Linked DNA regions of Homo sapiens: region 2 is linked to region 1. A link is an interaction called in ENCODE POLR2A ChIA-PET data of the cell type or tissue named here. Cell type or tissue: Panc1. All regions are shown on one strand. Links, peaks and the distances in the headings refer to the core of each region. The heading gives the core; the rest is flanking DNA.

Evidence for each region. ChIA-PET counts read pairs that join two places held together with the same protein. Peaks named below come from ENCODE experiments on the same cell type or tissue, not always from the same donor. Only the 100,000 strongest peaks of a DNase experiment are listed, where the experiment ranks them.
Region 2: POLR2A ChIA-PET joins it to region 1 with 16 read pairs; 3 of 35 experiments call an interaction of 5 or more read pairs at or near these places.

What each region holds. Positions count from the first base shown.
Region 1 is chr16:3,927,859-3,939,238 of GRCh38, forward strand. No RefSeq gene overlaps it. Among named protein-coding and RNA genes, the nearest start is that of TRIDDENT, 17 kb to the right of the region's middle. In Panc1, for the core only: no CTCF peak of the experiment used is centred there; a DNase peak (open chromatin) is centred at 7,223; H3K4me3 peaks cover 606 bases; H3K27ac peaks cover 3,099 bases.
Region 2 is chr16:4,208,041-4,219,420 of GRCh38, forward strand. The region is part of intron 1 of SRL (sarcalumenin); the gene reads right to left. Among named protein-coding and RNA genes, the nearest start is that of SRL, 28 kb to the right of the region's middle. In Panc1, for the core only: no CTCF peak of the experiment used is centred there; a DNase peak (open chromatin) is centred at 6,314.

The DNA.
Region 1 (11,380 bases), core at 1,224-9,223:
TGTATGATACGGTAGTGATGGATTCATATCATTATATATTTGTCCAAACCCATAGGATGTACAACACCAAGAGTGAACCCTAATGTTAACTGTGGACTTCATGAAGGTGTGTCAATGTAGACTGATTCTATCTACCTACCTACCTACCTACCTACAAGGTCTCGCTCTGTTGCCCAGGGTGGTCTTGAATTCCTGGGTTCAAGCAATCCTCTTGCCTTGGCCTTCCAAAGTGCTGTCCAGTGTAGGTTTATTGACTGTAACAAATATGCCACTCAGGGCAGGATATTGATTGTCAGGGAGGTTGTATGTATGCGGGGAAATGGGTATGTGAGAATTCTCTCTACTTTCTGCTCAATTTTGCTGTGAACCTAAAACAACAACAAAAAGGAAGGGAAGGAAAGGGAGAGGGAAGGGAGAGGGAAGGGAGAGGGAGGGGCAGGCCGGGCATGGTGGCTCATGCTTGCAATCCCAGCACTTTTGGGAGGCCAAGGCAGGTGGATCACTTGAGGTCAGGAGTTCGAGACCAGCCTGGCCAACATAGTGAAACCCTGTCTCTACTAAAAATACAAACAAATTAGCTGGGCATGGTGGTGGGCACCTGTAATCCCAGCTACTTGGCAGGCTGAGGCAGGCGAATTGGTTGAACCTGAGAGGTGGAGGTTGCAGTAAGCCGAGGTCGCACCACTGCACTCCAGCCTGGGCCACAGAGTAAGACTCCGTCTCAAAAAAAAAAAAAAAATTAGCCAGGCATGGTGGCGCGTGCCTGTAATCCTAGTGCTCAGGAGGCTGGGGCAGGAGAATCACCTGAACCCAGGAGGTGGTGTGAGCCCAGATTGTGCCACCGCACTCCAGCCTGGGGGACAGAGCAAGACTCTGTCTCAAAAAAAAAAAAAAAAAGAAAAAAGAAAAAAGAAAAAAAAGTGCAACTTTTGCTCACTTTTCAACAGCAACAATGGAAGCTAGAAGTAGTAGAATAATCTCTTCAATCTGTTGGAAAGAAAACTAAACAACACAACAACAGCAAACTTGCCAAACTAGAATTTTACTCAGTGGAAAAGTTCTTCAGTAAAGAGAAGTCTAGGGTGTTCTTCAGGCAGAAGGAAAAATTGTCCCAGAGAGGAGGTTGGGGATAGAGGAAGGAATGAAAAGGGATAAAAATGTCTCACTCTGTTGCCCACAGTGGCACGATCTTGGCTCACTTCAAATTCTGCCTCCTGGGTTCAAATGATCCTCCCACCTCAGCCTCCCAAGTAGCTGGGATTACAAGCATGTGCCACCATGCCCGACTAATTTTTATATTTTTAGTAGAGACAGGGCTTCACCATGTTGGCCGGGCTGGTCTTGAACTCCTGACCTCAAGTGATCTGCCCGTCTCGGCCTCCTAAAGTGCTAGAATTATAGGTGTGAGCCACCACGCCCAGCCGCTTATTGTAATTTTTAGAATAATTGCTAAAAATGGTAAAAAACCAGAATAGCTCTCAAACTAACACAGGAACAAAATGAAAATGTAAAAATGCAACCAAACTAAACAAAGCCAAAAATGAGATAAAAGAACAGAGAAGGCCAGGAGCAGTGGCTCATGCCTGTAATCCCAGCAATTTGGGCGGCTGAGGCAAGTGGATCACTTGAGATCAGGAGTTCGAGACCAGCCTGGCCAACATGGTGAAACCACATCTCTACTAAACATACAAAAATTAGCCAGGCGTGGTGACGGGTGTCTGTGATCCCAGCTACTCAGGAAGCTGAGGCAGGAGAACTGCTTGAACCCAGAGGCAGACGTTGCAGTGAGCTGAGATTGCACCATTGCGCTCCAGTCTGAGCAACAGAGTGAGACGCTGTCTCAAAAAAAAAAAAAAAAAGAAAAAAAAAAATAGGACAGAGAATAGGTGATGAATAGAAAGCCCATTCATGGCAAACTGCATATCAGTAATTACATGAATGGTAAGTGGGTTAAATGCTCCAGCTAAAAGACAAAGATTGTCATACTGGATAGACACCAAATCCAACAAATATTAAATACAAGAAACACGTGTAATACTTAGAGATAAAGCAAGACTGAAAGGAAAATAATAAAGAAGTATACACTATTGAAATACTATTAGGACAGCCAGTGTAGTAAATTCCAATGTCAAGCAAATGTACTTTAAAATGAAAAAAAAAAAAAAAAGCGTCTCTAGAATTAAGGAGGGTCACCCTATAATAATAAAAGATTATTTTAAATTTGTATGTACCTAATTACATGATACATAGAGCAATGTGAACAGAATTATATGGAGAAACAGACAAGTCCATATTCATAGTGGGATGTTTGACACAGCTTTTTCAGTAATCAATGGAACAGGCAGACAATAAATCAATAACACTGTAGAAGATTTGAGACATCATAATGAACAATCTTGTTGTATGAACATATGGAGAACTGTGCACCCAACAAGTGAAAAATATGTTATTTTCAAAAAGATATCATCCATTTTAAAATACGATGATCTGCTGGGCCAAAACGCAAGTTTCAACACATTTCAAAGGATTAAAATACAGCAGATAATGTTATCCTAACATATTGCAAATAGTTTAAGAATCGATAATAAAAATATTAAAAAGTCCCTGTACCTTTGAAAACTATACTTTCGAGTAACGTGCTTCTAAAATATACTTCTAAATAATGCATGGGTTTCAGAACAAATAAAAACGGAAATTTGAAATTACTTTGAACTATACTATATGTAATGAAAAACAAAATACAACAAAACTTATGGAGTAAAGCTAATGCAGTGTTTGGGGGGAAATTTATAGCCTTAATTGCATATTTTAGGGAAGAAGAAAGACTTAAAATATAATGAGCTAAGCACATTCATTTTAAGATGTCAGGAAAAGAACAACTAAAGAAACCCAACAAAAATAGACAGGAGGAAATGATTTAAATATATAATAAAGTAGACAGGAGGAAATGATTTCAATGTATAATAAGTATAAAAACAAACACACAACGGAGAGAATCAACAAAGCCAAAACTGAAACCACTAATAAAATTGGTTAATCCCTAAAGAGAATGATTAAAAGGAAACAATTTGACAGTTTTCACAAAAGGCATCTGTGAAAAGAAAAAGAAAATAGAAAAGGAAAAGGCTGGGCGTGGTGGCTCACGCCTGTAATCCCAGCACTTTGGGAGGCTGAGGCGGGCGGATCACCTGAAATCAGGAGTTTGGCACCAGCCTGGCTAACATGGTGAAACCCCATTTCTACTAAAAATACAAAAAATTAGCTGGGCGTGGTGATGGGTGCCTATAATCCCAGCCACTCAGGAGGCTGAGGCAGGAGAATCGCTTGAACCCGGGAGGCAGAGGTTTCAGTGAGCTGAGATCGCGCCATTGCACTCCAGCTTGGGCGACAAGAGTGAAACTCTATCTCATAAAAAAGAAAAGGAAAAAAAAAAAAGAAAAGAAGGCACAAATAACAAATACAAGAAATAAAAAAGGGACTTCACCACAAAATAAGAGTATATTATCGAAAACTTTAAGCCAACAAACTTGAAAATTTGGTGAAATGAACAGATTCACAGAAAAATACAACCTAACTGACACAATAAGAAATAGAAAACCTTAGTCCTTGGGCAGGTGCAGTGGCTCACACCTGTAATCCCAGCACTTTGGGAGGCCGAGGCGGGCGGATCGCCTGAGGTCAGGAGTTCAAGACTAGCCTGGCCAACATGATGAAACCCCATCTCTACTGAAAATAACAAAAATTAGCTGGGCGTGGTGGCGGGCCCCTGTAATCCCAGCAACTTGGGAGGCTGAGGCAGGAGAATCGCTTGAACTCAGGAGGCGCAGGTTGCAGGAGCAGAGATCACACCATTGCACTCCAGCCTGGGGGACAAGAGCGAGACAAAAAAGAAAATCTTAGTCCTGTAACTATCAGAGAAATTAAACTGTAATTTAAAAAAATCCTATGATAAAACTCAGAGCCTAAATTCCTTCATTAGGGAATACTACTAAACACTGAAGAAAGAAATAAAGCTAAGTTATAACATACTTTTTCCAGAAAGGAGAAAAAGAATCATGGACTAATTTTGGGAGACTAGCATAACCTTTATACTAACAGCCAACGAGAACAGTTAAAAAAAAAAAAAAAGAAAGAAAAATACAGATTAATTTCACTCATTAACTGCAAAAATCCTAGACAAAATATTAGCAAGTCAAATCAAGCAATATATAAAAGGATTATACATAATGACCATATTGGATTTATTCCAGGAATGCAGCTTTGGTGTAACATTAGGAAATCAATGGACAGAATTCACCATGTTAATAGATTGAAGGAGGAAATTCAGCCGGTGTGGTGGCTCATGCCTGTACTTTGAGAAGCCAAAGTGAAGCCAAGTGTTTTGAGAGGCCACACTGTGAGGACAGCTTGAGGCCAGGAGTTTGGAAAGAGCCTGGGCAACATAGTGAGACCCTGTTTCTACAAAAAATTAGCTGGGTATCATGATGCATGCCTATAGTCCCAGCTACTCAGGAGGGTGAGGCGGGAGGATCGTTTGAGCCCAGGAGTTCAAGTTTACAATAAGCTATGATTGTACCACTGCACTCCAGCCTGGGTAACAAAAGAAGACCCTGTCTCTTAAAAAAAAAAAAAAAAAAAGGGTATAAAGGGTTAGGAAGTTGGGAAAAAAATTACCAAAAGAGTCTTTTTTTTTTTCTTTAAGACAGAGTTTTGCTTTTGTTGCCCAGGCTGGAGTACAAGGGCAAGATCTCAGCTCACTGCAACCTCTACTTCCCAGGTTCAAGCAATTCTCCTGCCTCAGCCTCCCAAGTAGCTGGGATTACAGGCGTCTGCCACCACGCCCAGCTAATTTTTTTTTTTTTTTTTTTTTTTGAGACGGAGTTTTGCTCTGTCACCCAGGCTGGAGTACAGTGGCACGATCTTGGCTCACTGCAAGCTCCACCTCCCAGGTTCGCGCCATTCTCCTGCCTCAGTCTCCCGAGTAGCTGGGACTACAGGTGCCCACCACCACACCCAGCTAATTTTTTTGTATTTTTAGTAGAGACGGGGTTTCACTGTGTTAGCCAGGTCTCAATCTCCTGACCTTGTGATCCACCTGCCTCAGCCTCCCAAAGTGCTGGGATTACAGGTGTGAGCCACTGTGCCCGGCTAATTTTTATATTTTTAGTACAGACAGGGTTTCACCGTGTTGATCAGGCTGGATGGTCTTGAACTCCTGACCTCAGGCGATCCACCTGCCTTGGCCTCCCAAAGTCCTGGGATTATAGGCGTGAGCCACTGCACCTGGCCCAGAGTCATTATTCTTATATACTGATTCTATATGAAGAAAATCCAAAAGAATCTACTGATAAACATTACAGTTAAAATATTTTAGCAAGGTTAATGGATATAGAGTCAATATACAAAAATCAAGAGCATTCCAATACTAAACAGAAAAATACATTTAAAACAGATTTGATCTACAATACCTTTAAAATATGTCATTGCCTAGGACTAAAACTAGCAAAAGATGTGCAAAGACCTCTAAATAGGAAATAAAAAATTAAGTTATTACAAGAAATTTAAAAAGACCTCAAAAAATGGAGAGATATAATAAAACATCCATTGATAAGAAGACTCAATAATGAAAGTACATCAATTTTCGGACTGATCTATAGATCCAGTGCAACCCCAGTGAGCATCCCAATAGTTCTTTTAAAAAAATACAACTGGGCAAACTGACTCCCAAAAACATAAACAATCAAAAAGTCCAGGCTGGGTGCGGTGGCTCACATCTGTAATCCCAGCACTTTGGGGGCCTGAGGCAGGAGGATTGCTTGAGCCCAGGAGTTTGAGACCAGCCTGGGTAATATAGGAAGACCTCGTCTCTACAAAAAATTTAAAAATTGGCTGGGCTTGGTGGCACACACCTGTGGTACCAGTTACTCAGGAGGCTGAGGTGGGATGATGGCATGAGCCTGGGAGGTTTGAGTCTACAGTGAGCCGTGACCACGCCACTGCACTCCAGCCTGGGTGACAGAGTGATACACTGCCTCAAAAAAAAAAAAAAAAAAGAAAAAAAAAAAAAGGACCAGATCAGTTATCTGTTTTGCCATTTTCTAACTCTGTGACCTTGGATAAGATACTTAACAACTCTGAGCTTGACTGGCACGATCCCCAGGCATAAAGGGGGATATAGTTTTATCTCACAGAGTTTTGGAATGAGTACGGTGGAGAAACAGTAATAACATGGGACTAGGCCAGCCATGGTGGCTCACACCTATAATCCCAGCACCTTGGGAGGCCAAGGCAGGCAGGTTGCTAGAGTCCAGGAGTTCGAGACCAGCCTGGGCAACACAGTGAGACACCCATCTCTACAACAAAATTAAAAAATCATCTGGGCATGCTGGCGTGCACCTCAGCTACTTGGGAGGCTGAGGTGGGAGGACTGCTTGAGCCCAGGAGGTCCAGGCTACAGTGAGCAGTGATTATGCCACTGCGCTCCAGCCTGGGTGACAGAGCCAGATCCTGTCTCAGAAAACAGAAACAAAACACCAAAAATACATGAGATTAACTAGATTGTGATATGTTTGTACCATGGAATACATAAAGCGGTTAAAATGATAGGATAACTACCTCAAAAATAAAAAGTTCTCACTCTGTCGCCCAGGCTGGAGTGCAGTAGCACCATCTCAGCTCACTGCAGCCTCTGCCTCCTGGGTTCAAGTGATTCTCCTGCCTCAGCCTCCCAGCCTGGGATTACAGGCACCCGTCACCAGGCCTGGCTAATTTTTGTACTTTTTCAGTAGAGATGGGATTTTACCATGTTGGCCAGGCTGGTCTTGAACTCCCGACCTCAGGCAATCTGCCCACCTCGGCCGCCCAAAGTGCTGAGATTACAGGTGTAAGGCACCATGCCAGGCCTCAAAAATAAAGTTTTTAAAAATGATAGTGTGGATCTGTATATCCGCATATAAGGAAGGAACTCCATGACACATAAGGGAATGAACAAAGCGAATCCCAATTCAGTATCAGTGTGCCTCAATCCTCATGCATCAGAATCCCTGTGTGATTCGCGTCTCATTGTTCTCCAGTGAGACCCAGGCACTGGCATTTAAAAACAAACTAAAAACAAACAAAGAAAGCAAACAACAGTTATTGTCATATGCAGCCCTGCGCTGAGAACCCGTGGTAATAAAAACAGCTACAGCTATTATTTTGGACTTACAATGTAGCCGACATGGTTCTGAACACTTTGTTTACAGCAACTCACTGAATCCTTACAACAACTCCAGGAGGAAGGTTCGATTCTCACCACCCCCCCATTCACAGATAAGAAAAATGAGGCTCAGAGAGTTTACGCAGCTTGTTTATAATCACGCAGCTAGTGGATGGTGGGGGTGGCACTTACGGGATCCAGGCAGAGCGGCTCTAAAAATCTAGCAGAATTCCATGCAGTGGTAGGGAGGGAAGAGGAGAGTAGAATTTAGGGATTTTCAATGTGAGTCGGCAGGGGAGGGGCCCAGGAATCTAATGATCCCCAGATCTGGAAACCTGGGGCATTGACTCCCAACTCCCTGATAATAACTGCCTGGGGCATTCTTTAACTGTAGGATTCCAGGGCATCTTGGAGATTCTGCTTCCTGGATCTGAGGCAGGGCCTGGGAACCGTCATGCTTAGCAAGGGTCCCACGGGGGCCCAGCTTCACAGACCTGGGCAGCCACAGACAGCTCACCCTGAAGGGGCCATGCTTGCTTCAAACCTCTGCTGTCGACAGCCTGAAATTCTTTTTTTTTTTTTTTTTTTTTTTTTTTGAGACAGATTCTCATTCTGTTGCCCAGGCTGAAGTGCAGTGGTGCGATCTTGACTCACTGCAACTTGTGCCTCCCAGGTTCAAGCGACTCTCGTGCCTCAGCCTCCCGAGTAACTGGGACTATAGGCATGCACCACCATCGCGGGCTAATTTTTGTATTTTTAGTAGAGATGGGGTTTCACCGTGTTCGCCAGGCTGGCCTCACACTCCTGACCTCAAGTGATCCGCCCCACTTGGCCTCCCAAAGTGCTGGATTACAGGTGTGAGCCACCATGCTGGGCTGAAATTCTTAATAATGTAATCTTCGAATGTGTGTTTTGTAAGTGATGGGACAGTGTGATGTGCACCAGGGGCTTGGGGCCTAAGTACCTGTGATCTCAGCCCCTACCCTCTCTCTGCCTCCCTGGGAAGGCTCTCCCTGGCAGTCCCCCCACACCTGGATGCCCCAGGCTTGGTTCCCCTACCTGCCCCTGCCTTGTGCACTGCCATGTTCTGCCCTTTATCCTTTGTCCCCAGAGGGCCTGGGCACAAGTGTGGGAAGGACTGGACTCAGGTGTGCTGCCTGCAACCTTGTGGGGTTGTGGCCATTCCTGCCCCAGGCTGGCAGCGCCCAGCACATATGTCTTGGTGGGGTTGGTGAGCCCCGCGCATCTTGGCACAGATGTTTAAAAATCCCTGGGGGTCCCTGTCTGCAATGCAATGGGGCAGTGAGCATATAGGAGAAGAGATGCCTGGCTCGACCTCCGCAGAGGGTCCCCACACACCCTGCCTGAGCTCCATGCCTGGGGGACCCCCTCTTCCTCCTTCCACCCTCTCTGAGTTAGGCCTGCATGGGTCTCTTCCAGTGTACCCAAGGACAAAAGCACAACACAAATGGTGTAATTTCTGTGATTCTGCACGCAAGTTAAATGCTCTCATATTTGCACTTAAAACTGGCATTGCACGATATATGGATGAACAGTAAAGTTCATGCTGATAATTTACAATTTTATTTTTCTTTACGTAGAACGACATTAAATAAGAATAAAAAAATACACCATGATGAGTCAAGGGAGAGAGACCACAGAAAAAAGGAAAAAAGTTTACACGTTAATATCTTTCACAGCACTTCGTTCTAACTTAAAAAAATTTTTTTTTCAGATGGCATCTCCTTCTGTCGCTCAGGCTAGAGTGAGGTGGCATGATCATAGCTCACTGCAGCCTCAACTGCCCAGGCTCAAGGGATCCTCCCACCTCAGCCTTCCAAGTAGCTGGGACTACAGGCATGCACCACTATGCCTGGCTAATTTAAAAATTTTTTGTAGAGACGGGGGTCTCCCTGTGTTGCCCAGGCTGGTCTCGAACTCCTGGGCTCAAGCAATCCTCCTGCCTCATCCTCCCGAAGTGCTAGGATTATAGGTGTGAGCCACTACACCTAGCCTGTTCCAACTTTTTGAACAAGGAGTCCTTCATTTTTGTTTTGCCCTGGGCCCCAAAAATTATGCAACTGGCTCCAATCTCAGGGATTCTTATTGTCAGGGAAGTTCAAGAAGCTGTTCAGGAATACGGCCGGGCACGGTGGCTCACGCCTGTAATCCCAGCACTTTTGTTGGCCGAGGTGGACAGACCCCTTGAAGAGCTCAGGAGTTCGAGACCAGCCTGGCCAACATGGTGAGGCAGAAAATACAAAAAATTAGCTGGGTGTAGTGGTGTACATCCGTAGTCTTAGTCCCAGCTGCTTGAGCGGCTGAAGCGGGAGGATGGCTTGAGCCCAGGAGGCAGAGGTGGCAGTGAGCTGAGTTCGCTTCATTGAGCTCCAACCTGGGTGACAAAGCCAGACTCTGTTTCAAAAAAAAAAAAAAAAGAAACTAGAGGAATATGGATTGGAGAAGACTCTAAATTTGTGTCTGTGTGTTATGCTGAGCATTTTAGTTAAGGACACTACTGTAGCATCTCAGCTTCCTTGGGCTCCCCAGCTACAAGGGCATATCCAGGAAGACACCACAGGCTCCAACCGCCTTCCTTATGGTCAATAGGCAGCAAGCCAGGCTCTGGAGATGGAGCTGGGGTGGAGGCGTCTCAGGCTAGTGGGCAAGTACTCTCGAAGGGCCAGCCAGGGGTGCTCAGTATTTGGCTTGGGTGGACACTGGCCTGGGGAGAAGGGTAGCTGCAGGCCCTGGATAAAAGGCACTGGGCAATTTTTAGCCAGCTGTATTATTTACATATGTATAAATGGATAGACATAGATGTAATTTTGCCTGAAAAAATACAGTGTACCCTATTTAATTAATTAATTAATTTTTTTTTGAGGTGGACTATCATTCTGTCATCCAGGCTGGAGTGCAGTGGTACGATCTTGGCTCACAGCAACCTCTACCTCCCAGGTTCAAGCGATTCTCCTGCCTCAGCCTCCCAAGTAGCTGGGATCACAAGCACATGCCACCATGACCGGTTAATTTTTGTATTTTTAGTAGAGATGGGGGTTTCACCATGTTGGCCAGGCTGGTCTCGAACTCCTGACCTCAGGTGATCCTCCCGCCTCGGCCTCCCAAAGTGCTGGGATTACAGGCGTGGGCCACTGCACCCGGCCTAAATTTGAATTTCAAATGTCAAATTTTTTTTTTTTAGTGTAAGTATATCCCAACTCATGCACTATTTGGGATATACTTATACTACAAAAATTATTCATTGTTGATCTCACCCTCATAGTTACATATACACCCTGTATTTTTATTTGCTAAATCTGGCAACATCCACTGGACAGGAAATTCAAAGATCCAGATTCTAGTCCTGGCTTTGCGCTAACGAGGAGTTGGAGCAAAGAGGGTACTGCTTCTCAGGCCTCTGGTTAAAAGAAGCCCCTCTCCACCTCCCTCACTGCCTCCACCATCCAGGGTGAGAGAGGTACCGTCAGACACGCCAGAGCTAGACCCCAAGCGGATGCTTTCTAGGGCAAGGTGAGATTTTGCAGGAAAGGAGTGCATAGGCGTGCACAGGGGACGCGCGCTAAGCGTAAGGCGGCGTTCTCAATGCTTAGCAGTGCATTGGGATCGCCTGGTGAACGGGAACGATACTGACGGCCAGCGCCCCCACTCCCAATTCGACTGGTCTAAAGTGGGGCCCAGATACTTGTCTTTTTTTTTTTTTTAAAGTTCCACAGTGACTCCGCTGTGACCTGCACAGTTAAGAAACTGCAGGAGTCCGGGCGGTTTCCAAGGATGGGTCAGGGGCTGAAGGCGGTCTGTGCAATTGGCCCCGGGCTTGCCGAGCTGGAAGAGCCCCTGAGTGGCACTGGAGCCACTTCCGCCTGCATGAAGAAAGGGGTGCCGGGAGGACTGAGGAGGGACTAGGACCCCATCCCTGTTCCTGAGCCAGCGCCCGTCCCACCTCTGGCACGGTGCCTCCAGAAACCCAACAGGGGGAGCGCCTGGACCCCAGGCAGGACGCCGCGTGGGGGACGCTGGCTGTGGACCCCTGTCCCGAGGGCGGCCAGAGGCTGGCTCTGAATCCCAGGATGCCCAGGCCACGCTCGCTCAGTCCCGGAGCTTGGGACTTCTGAAGACGCGGGGCCTCGTTTGGGGTCGCAAGTCTGAGCGCTCCGGCTCTGG
Region 2 (11,380 bases), core at 1,788-9,787, 280 kb after region 1:
GAGAAATGATTCTCCAACAAATTGCCAACATCTTCTGTGCCACCCGACGCGGAGACTTGCAGTTCTAAATGATTAGAACATGATTGGTCAGTTTCACAGGGTTGGCACCGGCTCTGTTTCTCAAGAGTCTATAATAACCTAGCTCCCGTCTTCTGGGATGTGGTGTTGGCCTGGTGTGCAGTGTTACGCCCACCAACCTGGGTCTTCAGGACTACCTCGTGCGTAGCGAGCAGAATAGGTGTTATTCTGCCTCCCTCCCAAGATGTAGAAGCTGTGGATCAGGGAGTTAAAGGACTGACCCGTTGTCCATCACTAACGAAGTGAGCAGCTGTGCTAACCCGAGAACCGCCCCCGCACCGCGACCCTGGCCCTGACCTTCAAGCTTCCGGGCTTGGTCCTGATGACTGTATATGGAGGGAAAGTTGGGCGAGCCCTTCCAGTCCCTCAACCTTGCTCACGGGCGTGTGCAGCTGGGCTCAACCTTGGAGATGCTTCCAAGAAGGGACAAATGCTTGTGCATCCCACCTCATGGCAGTTCCTACTGTCATTAACCAGCAGGCTTTTAATACTGCTCTCAGCGAAGGAGTGAAAACAGGTGTTTGCAGGCCGGATAATCTTAGGTTACACAGCACGGTGCTTAAGGGATTACTTGTGGCTCTCAACCTTATTAAGTCACACATCTAACCCTGTCCCAGTAAGGGCAGGCATTTGCTGGCCCCCCTACCTTAGATTAGAGGGTACATGGCCTGAGGAGGAGATATCTAAAACAGGCCGGGCCTGGCTTCCCAAAGGCTCTGGCCAACCCCTTCCAAGGGGATCCCCTTGTAAGGGACTGCAGCTTAACCCAGAGAGCAGAGGGCCCAGGAAGAGAGAAGAGTAGGGGCCTCATCTGTGCCAGAGACCTCTGTCAAGGATCAAGTTTAATATGTTTGGAAAATGGGGTCAGAAAAGGCTAAGTGTGGTGGCTCATGCCTGTAATCCCAGCACTTTGGGAGGTCGAGATAGGCAGATCACCTGAGGTTGGGAGTTTGAGACCAGCCTGGCCAACATGGTGAAACCCCATCTCTACTAAAAATATGAAAAATTAGCTGGGTGTGGTGACACACACCTGTAATCCCGGCTACTCAGGAGGCTGAGGCTGGAGAATGACTTGAACCGGGAGGTGGAGGTTGCAGTGAGCCGAGATCGCGCCACTGCACTCCAGGCTGGGCGACAGAGTGAGACTCCATCTCAAAAAAAAAAAGAAAAAAGAAAATGGGGCCCATTAGGCCCACCCCTCTGCCCCCTGCCCCCAGGCTAGGGTCTGTTTATGGGGGACATTGCAGGCTCATGGAGATGAGGGGACCACAGGTGTCCTGCCTTGGAGCAGCTGAGGCAGCCTCTGTTCTTCCTTGACTCTCAAGGCCCCTCTCCGAGGAAGAGTACCCCACCTATCTGCTGGATGCAGACAACCCCCCTCTCTCAGGCCACCACTTGCTACTCCCATCTCTCCCTCCCACAAAGAAAAGCCACTTCTTGGAGTACCCCTTCTCCCTCAGGGTACCCACCCTTGTTCCCCAAAAGCTGGGTGGCCTCCAGGGATCAGGAGCAAATATTTTCTCATTAGTTCCCATAGACAGCTAGCCTGTTGTCGAACTCAGAAAGATGTGAAGCTTGGTGCCTTTTATTATAGAGGAGCCCCGTGGATTGAAATATACAACTTTTCCCCCAGCACTTTCATATGCATGGCCATTTAACCTTCTTTACGACTGTCAGAGAGATTTCAGAGCTGAATAAGTGAAAGTCCAGAGATCTTTGCCCTGCCCTAGATACATCACCACTAGGTAGTTAATGGGTGACCGGAACCCAGAACTGCCCAGTCCCTGTCCAGGCTTCCATGCCATGCTGTGCTTAGCAGGGCACAGGGGACCCCTTCCTGCTGGAATCTCAGCTCCTGCCTGCACGTGCCTTCTCTTCAGGCTCAAGCTCCGTACTGGTCCTGGCTCCTGATTTGCAGGAATCCAATTTAATTCTGTGTTCCCAGGGCCTGGCACCCTGCCTGACCCACAGAAAGTGCTGGAAGAGGTCCGCGGTCAGATTGGGGTACCAAAACGAATTCCTGGTCCCTTAGTGGGGGACAGGACAGGGAGCTGACTGTTGCTCAGTTTAATCTCCTTTCATCACCACCTACATACCTGTAAGTCCTGACTCCTTCACCTACATCTCTATCTCTCCACCTTCCACCCCTGCAGAAAAATCTATGGTGGGAATTTGGTTTAATCAGAAGAGACTGAATGTCCTCTGAACAGCAGGATACGTATAATGTATATGACATACATCTGTATGTACATATCTGAGATACAGCCTGCCAGGCAATGCTTAAGCACTTTATATATAAAACAGTATCTTCATCATACTGAATTTTCTTAATCTTACTTGTTTTGGTAAAATGAGTATTACTCATATCTTTTTTTTTTTTTTTTTTTTTGAGACAAGGTCTCACTCTGTCACCCAGGCTGGAGTGCAGTGAACGCGATCTCGGTTCACTGTAATCTCCACCTCCCGGGTTCAAGCGATTCTTCTGCCTCAGCCTCCCGAGTAGCTGGAATTACAGGCGCATGCTAAGTTAATTTTTGTATTTTTAATAGAGACAGGGTTTCACCATGTTGGCTAGGCTGGTCTTGAACTCCTGATCTCAAGGGATCCACCCACCTCAGCCTCTCAAAGTGCTGGGATTACAGGCATGAGCCACCACACCCAGCCTCATATCTCTATTTTTACAGATGAGAAGTCTGGAACCAGAGACATTGAGGCCCTTGTTGAATGTCACACAGCTAATAACTGGCTTGGGCCATGTGACTTCAGAGCCACAGTATCCCCCGGGAGCCTGTTAGAGACGCAGACTTTTAAGCCCCAGCCTGGACCCATTGAATCAGAATCTGCATTTTAACAAAATGGCCAGGTGATTCCTGTGCACATTACAGTCTGAGAAGCGCTGGGCTACACTGCCTCACAAACTGCCCCTCAGCCAGCGACTCTCAGCATTGGCTGCATATTGAAATCACCTGCTTCTTGGTCCCATGCTTCCCTTTCTCTGCAGTTTTGATTTAAATAATCCAGGGTATAGCACCAGCATCATGATTAAAAAAAAAAAAAGTTCTTAGGTAACACACAAAGTTGCAAACCACTGCAACTACCAAATCAAATAATCTTGACCCCCAGGCTTCAGCTCCCAGGCCCTCCCTACTCGCAGGCCCACCCCACTAAGGATCCCCATTGTGGGCTCCCACGTTGGGGGGGGTCTCCTAGGGCCTGGCATTTGCCTTTGGAACAGCAGTAGTTAAGGCTTCTCCTCTGGGAATCCAGCCCTTTCCATGGGCTCCTGTTGTCCTTCAATGATGATGGTGATGACCGTGCCGATGATGAGGATCGTGATGATGATGATGATGGTGATGATGGTGATGGTGATGACCATGCTAATGATGAGGATCGTGATGATGATGATGGTGATGATGATGGTGATGACCGTGCCGATGATGAGGATCGTGATGATGATGATGATGGTGATGATGGTGATGGTGATGACCGTGCCGATGATGAGGGTCGTGATGATGATGATGATGGTGATGATGATGGTGATGACCGTGCCGATGATGAGGATCGTGATGATGATGATGATGGTGATGATGGTGATGGTGATGACCGTGCCGATGATGAGGATCGTGATGATGATGATGATGGTGATGATGATGGTGGTGACTATGCTGATGATGAGGATCGTGATGATGATGATGATGGCAGCAATGGTGGTGATGATGATGATGGTGATGACGACGATGACGACGATGGTGATGATGGTGAGAGTGATGATGACAATGATGATGAGAATGATAGTGGTGATAATGATACTGAGTTGAATGAACTCTAGGTCTGATGTCCTATAACATTTCTGACAGTCTCAAAAGCCGTTTTCCCTGGTAAAGGTGAGAGGGCCACACAGTCCCAAGGGGGATGAAAGTTCCAAATGTTGGAGGTTCACCGTGACCATGACCTTCACACTGCTGTGTGTTTCCACTCCTGCGCCCTGGGCAGGAAGCAAGGTGTGTGCATATGTGTATGCACATTTATATTCAAGCTCTTCCCTGGTTTTCACAACTTAGGGCTGAGCTTCCCCTGAACTTCTGCTAAACAATTTGGAGTAAAAAGGACTGAGGATAATGGCTTCTTACACTGTGACCTTTCTCCCAGGCTAAAAATAACTGCTCCAACAGAAAGTCTCTCAATGAAACAAGCTGTCCCATTGGGCCCCAGAGCTCACTCCCCAGGAAGCAGCTGTGCCACTGGACCCAGTTCTCCTCTTGGAGGCGCAGACAGAGGTGTGGGAGCCTCCGATTACACTCACTTCCATCGCATGACATCTCACTTCAATCCTGGGAAATCAAGGCTGGTGTCTTTCCCACCTCCCTTGCTTCTTGCCGAAGCACCCTATTGGCCCTGGAGCAGGGAGGCCGCAGAGGACCCAGGACACCCTGGAGAGGTGAATCCCCAGTAAGATGAGTCTTGGTCTATCCTGGGACATGAAGTACCGCACTGTATGTGCTGCTGCCAGGGTGGCCCCCCCGACTCCGGCCAGGCCAGGCCCGGGACTGACGTCAGGGCACAGGAATAGCAGGCCCCAACTCTGCCCAGAGACCATGGGAAGGCCCCACCCCACTCACACCCAGTCCAAGCACAACACACAACAATCCTGCTTCTCCCACCAGCCCCTCTGCCACCAGCCTTTCTCGGGGGGCCAGCTTTCCAGCAGGTCCCACCAGCCCCACAGCCTCAGGGCAGGCCCAGGCTCAGTCCCTCTCTCCTCTCTCCATCACCAACCAAATGCCCTGATTTTGTTTCTTCAGCCCTGTCTCTTTCCAAAGCACTTCTACATGGACTCAGAGGACTATGGAGTTGCCAAGGGCCCTCGTGAGTCCAACTGTAAAGGAGGACGCTCTGGCCAGATACCTTCAGAGACTTGCCCAAGATTGGGGCAGGGGTGGGACAGAGTCCAAATATATGAACCTTAGTCTGGAGTTCTTTTTGCCCCCATGGAGTTCACAAACCATGTCCCATGAAGTGCTAGGGTTCCATAGAAGTGACTCATGGGGTGAGGAAAGATCAAACAGCAGAGACAGCCACCCACTTTGTACTTCCTGCTCTCCTTGAATTTGTCTGCCCCAGTGTCCACAGAGAAAGACTGCAGGGAGATTGGCAAGCCCTGCTCCTTTACTCTCCTCGCTTCTTCCTTCAAAATATTAGTATCTGCCTTGAGCCTCCTATCCATTATTTTCTCCAACGTCCCAAGACATCCTGCTTACAGCATCTTTTTTTTTCTTTTTCTTTTTCTTTTTTTTTTTTTTTTTTTTTTTTTTGAGACAGGTCTTGCTGTCGCCCAGGTTGGGGTTCAATGGCACAATGACACCTCACTGCAGCCTCCACCTCCTGGGCTCAAGGGATCCTCCCACCTCAGCTCCCCCAAACAGCTGGAACTCCATGTGTGTGCCACCACATCCAGCTGATTTTTTTCATTTTTGTAGAGATGAGGTCTCGCTATGTTGCCCAGGCTGGTCTCAAACTCCTGGCCTCAAGCGATCCTCCCACCTCAGCCTCCCAAAGTGCTGGGATTACAGGTGTGAACCACGCTTACAGCATATTTTCACTTTGCCAGTCCACACGTGCCAGGCTCTCAGCTGGGTCATCTCCTGCCCTCACGTAGGACTCCATCTTTCCAAGGTAGTTTCCTGTGCTTATTCTTCTCTGATGCTCCTAGCAGCCCTCTGAGGCAGAAAAAGCAAGGGTTGTTAACCTCTCTTGAAATGAGGAAACAAACACACGGAAGTCAAGTCGTTTGCCTCACAAGTCATTCCAGGGATGGGCTGGAACTCAGGCCAAGAGACAGAACAAAGCTCCCTGGGAGCGACCATGACCTGCTGAGCTGTTCAAGCCCAGATACCCAGCTTCTGGGGCTGGGTCAACGTGTACCTGTGTGTTTCACAAGGGGATTCTACAGAACACCAGCATTTCGGACCCTCTGCACTAGCCATCCTCAGTACCAAGGGCCAGGAAGCTCTGTCTTGAAGTTGAAACTAGAGATGGAGAGAATAGAGGTCAGGACCTGTTTTCAGCCCACCTCTGGGTGTTGAATGTATTCAGTGCCTTCGTGCAATCAAATGTAGATTCTATTCCAGCCCGTCCAAGTCTCCTTAGCACATGTTTATAACAAGTACCTGCCAAGGTTATTCTTCCACATGACTTCTCATCCATTTGAACTAGAGCTAGCAAGTCCAAAGTCATGCGTAAGTAAAATACCTCTGACCATTACTCATACACAGTTATGCAAATCAGTCATTAGTAACAGAATCCCCAGCGGGGGCAGGAATCACTCTCCAAATCTCTGCCTGGTTCATCTGTCCCAGAGAGTGAGGAGCACCAGCCATGGCATACATGTGAGCCCCATGTCTTGCCCCCATCCACCCCCCGCCCCACGTTTTGGCTCTCATTGGCTGTATATTAAGTGCAGCAGGGAGCAATTCAGAAAACAGAGTTCATGCCGCAGAGCAGGCAGCCTGCCCCCTTCCTTGTTCTAGATCTTGTCTCTGAACACTCGTGGACCGGGCAAACGTGGGCCAGCAGCCTCTTCTGGTGTCCTGTTTTTCCTTGACTTTATCCTACTGGGTAAACATTCACTGCTCAGGACCCCTTGCTCTTCCACTTTTTTTTTTTTTTTTAGACGAAGTCTCATTCTGTCGCCCAGGGTGGAGTACAGTGGTGCGATCTTGGCTCACTGCAACCTCTGCCTCCTGGGTTCAAGCGATTCTCCTGCCTCAGCCTCCCGAGTAGCTGGGATTACAGGTGCCTGCCACCACTCCTGGCTAATTTTTGTATTTTTAGTAGAGACAGGGTTTCACCATGTTGGCCAGGCTGGTCTCAAACTCTTGACCTCAGGTGATCCACCCGCCTCAGCCTCCCAAAGTGCTGGGATTACAGGCATGAGCCACTGCACCCGGCCTCTTCCACTTCTTAGATGAAGTCTTAGGACAACTTTGCAGAAGGCTGTTGCCCATAAGGACCCGAGAAGAGAAATTCTGGCTGGAGGAAGGCTTGTCTGCATTCTCCCAGGACCCCTGAGGTCCTCTTCTGCCATTCTCTCAGCCTTTCCCTCTTCTCCCAACATGGGCGACCAGAGTGCAGGGGCTGAGGCAGCCATTCTTGGAAGGCTTCTTTGGCTTCCTGGCCATGCTCCTAAAGTCAAGGCTAATCCCACTGGGACAGCTTGTCCCTGGCTGGACTCTAGCCCTTAAAATGATTCATCCAGGGAATCAGATACAATGACAAAAGTATGACAGGGTACAATGACAAAGGTAGCAATCAGAAAGAACCTTGGGATTTGGGGGTCCAGAGAGATCTTCTGATAGACCAACTGGCTTGATTTCACTCATGAACAAAACCCCAAAACCCTGGTAAGTGCTTGTCCCAAGGCCATGGGGCTAGTTAAGGTAGTAGGCAGCAGTCTGCTTCTAGAACTCAGCTCTCTATGGACGCTCTCCCAGCAGTGGGCCAGCCAATAAGAGGGTCTAAGTCTACCCTAGGACAGTGATTTCTTAGCCCACCCTCTTCTACTCTTCAATAACAACTGTTTTAGGCTGGACGCAGTGGCTCTGAGAGCCCATGGCTCACACCTGTAATCCCAGCACTTTGGGAGGCCGAGGTGAGAGGATCCCTAGAGCCCAGGAGTTTGAAACCAGCCTGGGTAACAAAGCAAGACCTCTGTCTTGCTTACTACTTGCTTTGTCTTACTACTGGCCCATCTTTCCAAAAAATTTTAAAATTAGCTTGGCATGGTAGCGTGCGCCTGTGGTCCCAGCTACTGGGGAGGCTGTGGTTGACGGACCTCTTGAGCCTAGGAGTTTGAAGTTGCAATAAGCTTTGATAACACCACTATACTCCAGCCTAGGCAACAGAGGGAGACCCTGTCTCAAAAAAAAAAAGGATTAAGACTTCAGCACAATTGTTTTTAACCCATAGAGTCCTGAGAATTGACAGAATAACTTCACTCCTCACCCCACCTCCAATTCCTGGGAATTCTTGGTTTGGGAGGTAGAAAGAAATTACCAGAAATCCCACAACCATCATATATATACATGCTTGTCACTGATGCCTGGAGGAGTCATCAGTATAAATGACTATTCACTTTTATTTTATTTTATTTTTATTTTATGTATTTATTTATTTTTTGAGACAGCATCTCTGTCACTCAGGCTGGAGTACAGTGGTACAATCTCAGCTCACTGCAACCTCTGCCTCCTAGATTCAAGCGATTCTCCTGCCTCAGCCTCCTGAGTAGCCGGGACCACAAGTGCACGCAACCACACTCGGCTAATTTTTGTATTTTTTGTAGAGATGGGGTTTCACCACGTTTGCCAGGCTGGTCTCAAACTCTGGACCTCAAGTGATCCACCCGCCTCAAGTTCCCAAAGTGCTGGGATTATAGGCATGAGCCACGATGCCCAGCCACTATTCACTTTAAAAAGACAAATACCTCAGAAAGAGCAAAACATTATATCCTAACCCCTCAGTATGAGTCAATCACTAGCAGGGATACTCTATAGAGCACTCAGTTTTTCCAGAGATCAGCCGTGCCTGCAGTGAACAGAAATCCTTGCAGAAGGCCTTGGGCCTGCTGCCTCCCTTCAGAGGGGCCGAGCTGGGGAGGAAAGGGAAAGGAAGGGGAAAGGGATGCAGGCTGGGTTCTGAGACAGACCAAGGCAGGTGGCTGGCTTCCCCCCACATCCCAGTCCGAAGAAATCCAATCTCCCTGGGATCTGTGGGGATGAGGTGCTGGTCTAACTTTTGGGCCCCAGACAGGAAAAGACTTACTGGAAGCCAAGGGAGCGTGGCTCCCGCAGGTCTCAGTCTAACAGCTATCCTGGGTTAAAGTCAGAGCCATCTCCAGCTTGGCAGGTGAAGGGGTCAAGGAATCTGGGCCCACCCCATCCCCAATCCAGGGAAGCTGGAGGGAATCTTCTTGAGAAACGTGGGAGCTTGGGAAATGGGTGTGACACCTTCCCTAGCCTGAGCCAGGCCCACGGCTATGCCTTTTCTTTCTTCCTGGGGCTGAGGCTCCAGCCTCCTAGATAGTGGCTGGTCTCTCTGAATGCACCTGGAAGTCAGGAAAGCTGGGTTCTGCCCCTTACTCTTTTTCTTTTTTTACAGACCCTGTCCCTTAGAGACAGGGTCTTGCTCTGTCACCTGGACTGGAGTGCAGCAGTGTGACGAAAGCTCACTGCAGCCTTCCTACTTGTCACACTTCAGCCTCCAGAGTAGCTGGGACTACAGGCACGCGCCACCATGCCTGGCTAATTGTTTTATTTTTTGTAAAGACAGGGTCTCACTATGTTGCCCAGGCTGGTCTCAAACTTCTGGGCTCAAGCGATCCTCCAGCCTTAGCGTCTCAAAGTGCTGGGATTACAGGCGTGAGCCACTGGCCCCTCCCCTGCTGTCTTACCACTGGCGCCCCCACCCCCCGCTGTCTTACTACCCAGCGAAGTAACCTTGGGTTGCTCCTTACTCCCTCTGCACACAACTTTATTCGCCCATAAAATGTAGATAACAATACCTGCTTTGCCAGCCCCATCAGAGCGTTTTAAACATCAGGTGGTGCTCAGAAGCATTTCAATAAATGTCAGCTATGAGCATCATTCTTTCCTAGAAGAGCAAAGACACCAGGCCAAATCCCAAATTTGCTGAGTGGGCCACAGCAGAGCCAGCTTCGGACAGGAGCCGAGCCAGCTGGCCCTTCACGCTGTTCCTTTAGCCCTCCGGGTCTGGGGGCTCAGTCAGGGGGCCCGGAGCCATCCATCCTTCTGCCAGGGACTCCTCCTCCCTGGCTGCCAGCCAGAGGCAGCTCAGGCGAGGAGCTGCAGGGTGCCTGGGGGTGAGCCCTGCGCTCTTGGTGAAGTTCTGGCTGGTCTGGGAACGGAGCAGGCTGAGCTGTCAACACTCCCAGGGGCCAGGAGCTCGTTCTGCTGATCCCAAAGTTAACCCCTGCAGTCCCTGACTCCAGCCTCAGTCAGCCCTGATTCACCAGCAACATCTGAGGCCACATGTGGCCTCCCCTTTCCCCACCACGTCCCATCCCTTCTGTCCAGTCACTGAAGTGAGGTGACCCCGCACTTCACCCCAACGCAAACGCGCACTCAGGAAGTTTAAACAGACCCATTCTAAGGGCCACGTCTTTCTGAGAATGGGAGGGAAGCCCTTTCCGAAGGCAGAGGACCGGTAAGGGCCCTTCAAAGCTCTCTGAAACAGCAACACGGTCGGAGGGAGGTCATTAGCAGTGCTGTGTGGCTTCCTCATCCTCATGGTAAGTGAGCACTGGGAGTAAGACAATCAGCCCTTCAGAAACCACTCGGGCCTGGAGAACGCAGCCAGGGCTGAGCCACAGAGATGGGGCAGGAGCAGTTCTGGCCTCCAATATACAGCGGCGCTTTGCTCCTCTCGCACAAGTGAAATCACAGCTGATGTCTCCATGGCTTTGAAGAGCCTCACACACAGGCCCGCTGGACCACGTGGGCCCTGCTCCTCCATCACCAGCAGCTCTGTCCCCATTAGCAGAGCAGGTGAGAGGAAATGCCACACCCAGAGTGCCAGACAACAGGGCGCACAGCCCCCAACCTGCTCAGCCGGGGAGGTGTCCTCAGCCATCTCTCCTACAACTGCCAGGAAGACCACAGAAGCCGGCGGTTCCCAAGTCTACGCAGAGTTAGTTAAGGAGGAAGGCCAGGCCTCTGGCAGAGCTAGGGCAGCAAGAATACACAAATGTCCTGCCCATGTGCCCCAGCTCATAGACCTCTCTGGAAAAACTTCTGCCTAGACACCAAAAGGCCAGATTTTTCAACCTTCTTTCCCAGAGGGTGTCACCGAATCCATGACAGATGGGCCCCACCGCCAGGTCCTGGCATTCATGGCCCCAGGTCTCATCTTATTTATCCTTATGGTTATTTTTGCATTCAAGGCTCTAGAATCAGAAAGAAACTTAGAAAGTAACTAGCCCAACTCTTTAGCCCAACTCTTTCTTTTCACAGAGGAGGAAACCAATGCCCAGAGAGGAAAAAGGAGCTTGCCAGAAGTCGCCAGTGCACTGGGACAAAGCTAGAACTAGAGACAAGGTCTCCTGACCCCGCAGCCGTAGTCTTCCCATAGGGGGCCCAGACAAATACAACTTCCCCTTCTCCCAGACGTTTCTAAGCTTTGGATGCTCACATCCTGCCCTGTCCCTGGGAGCTGGGGCCCCTGGATTGCTCATCTGTCCCCCTATTGTTCCTACAAAGGACAGCCCCTTGGTGAGTCTCAGAGGGCTGTG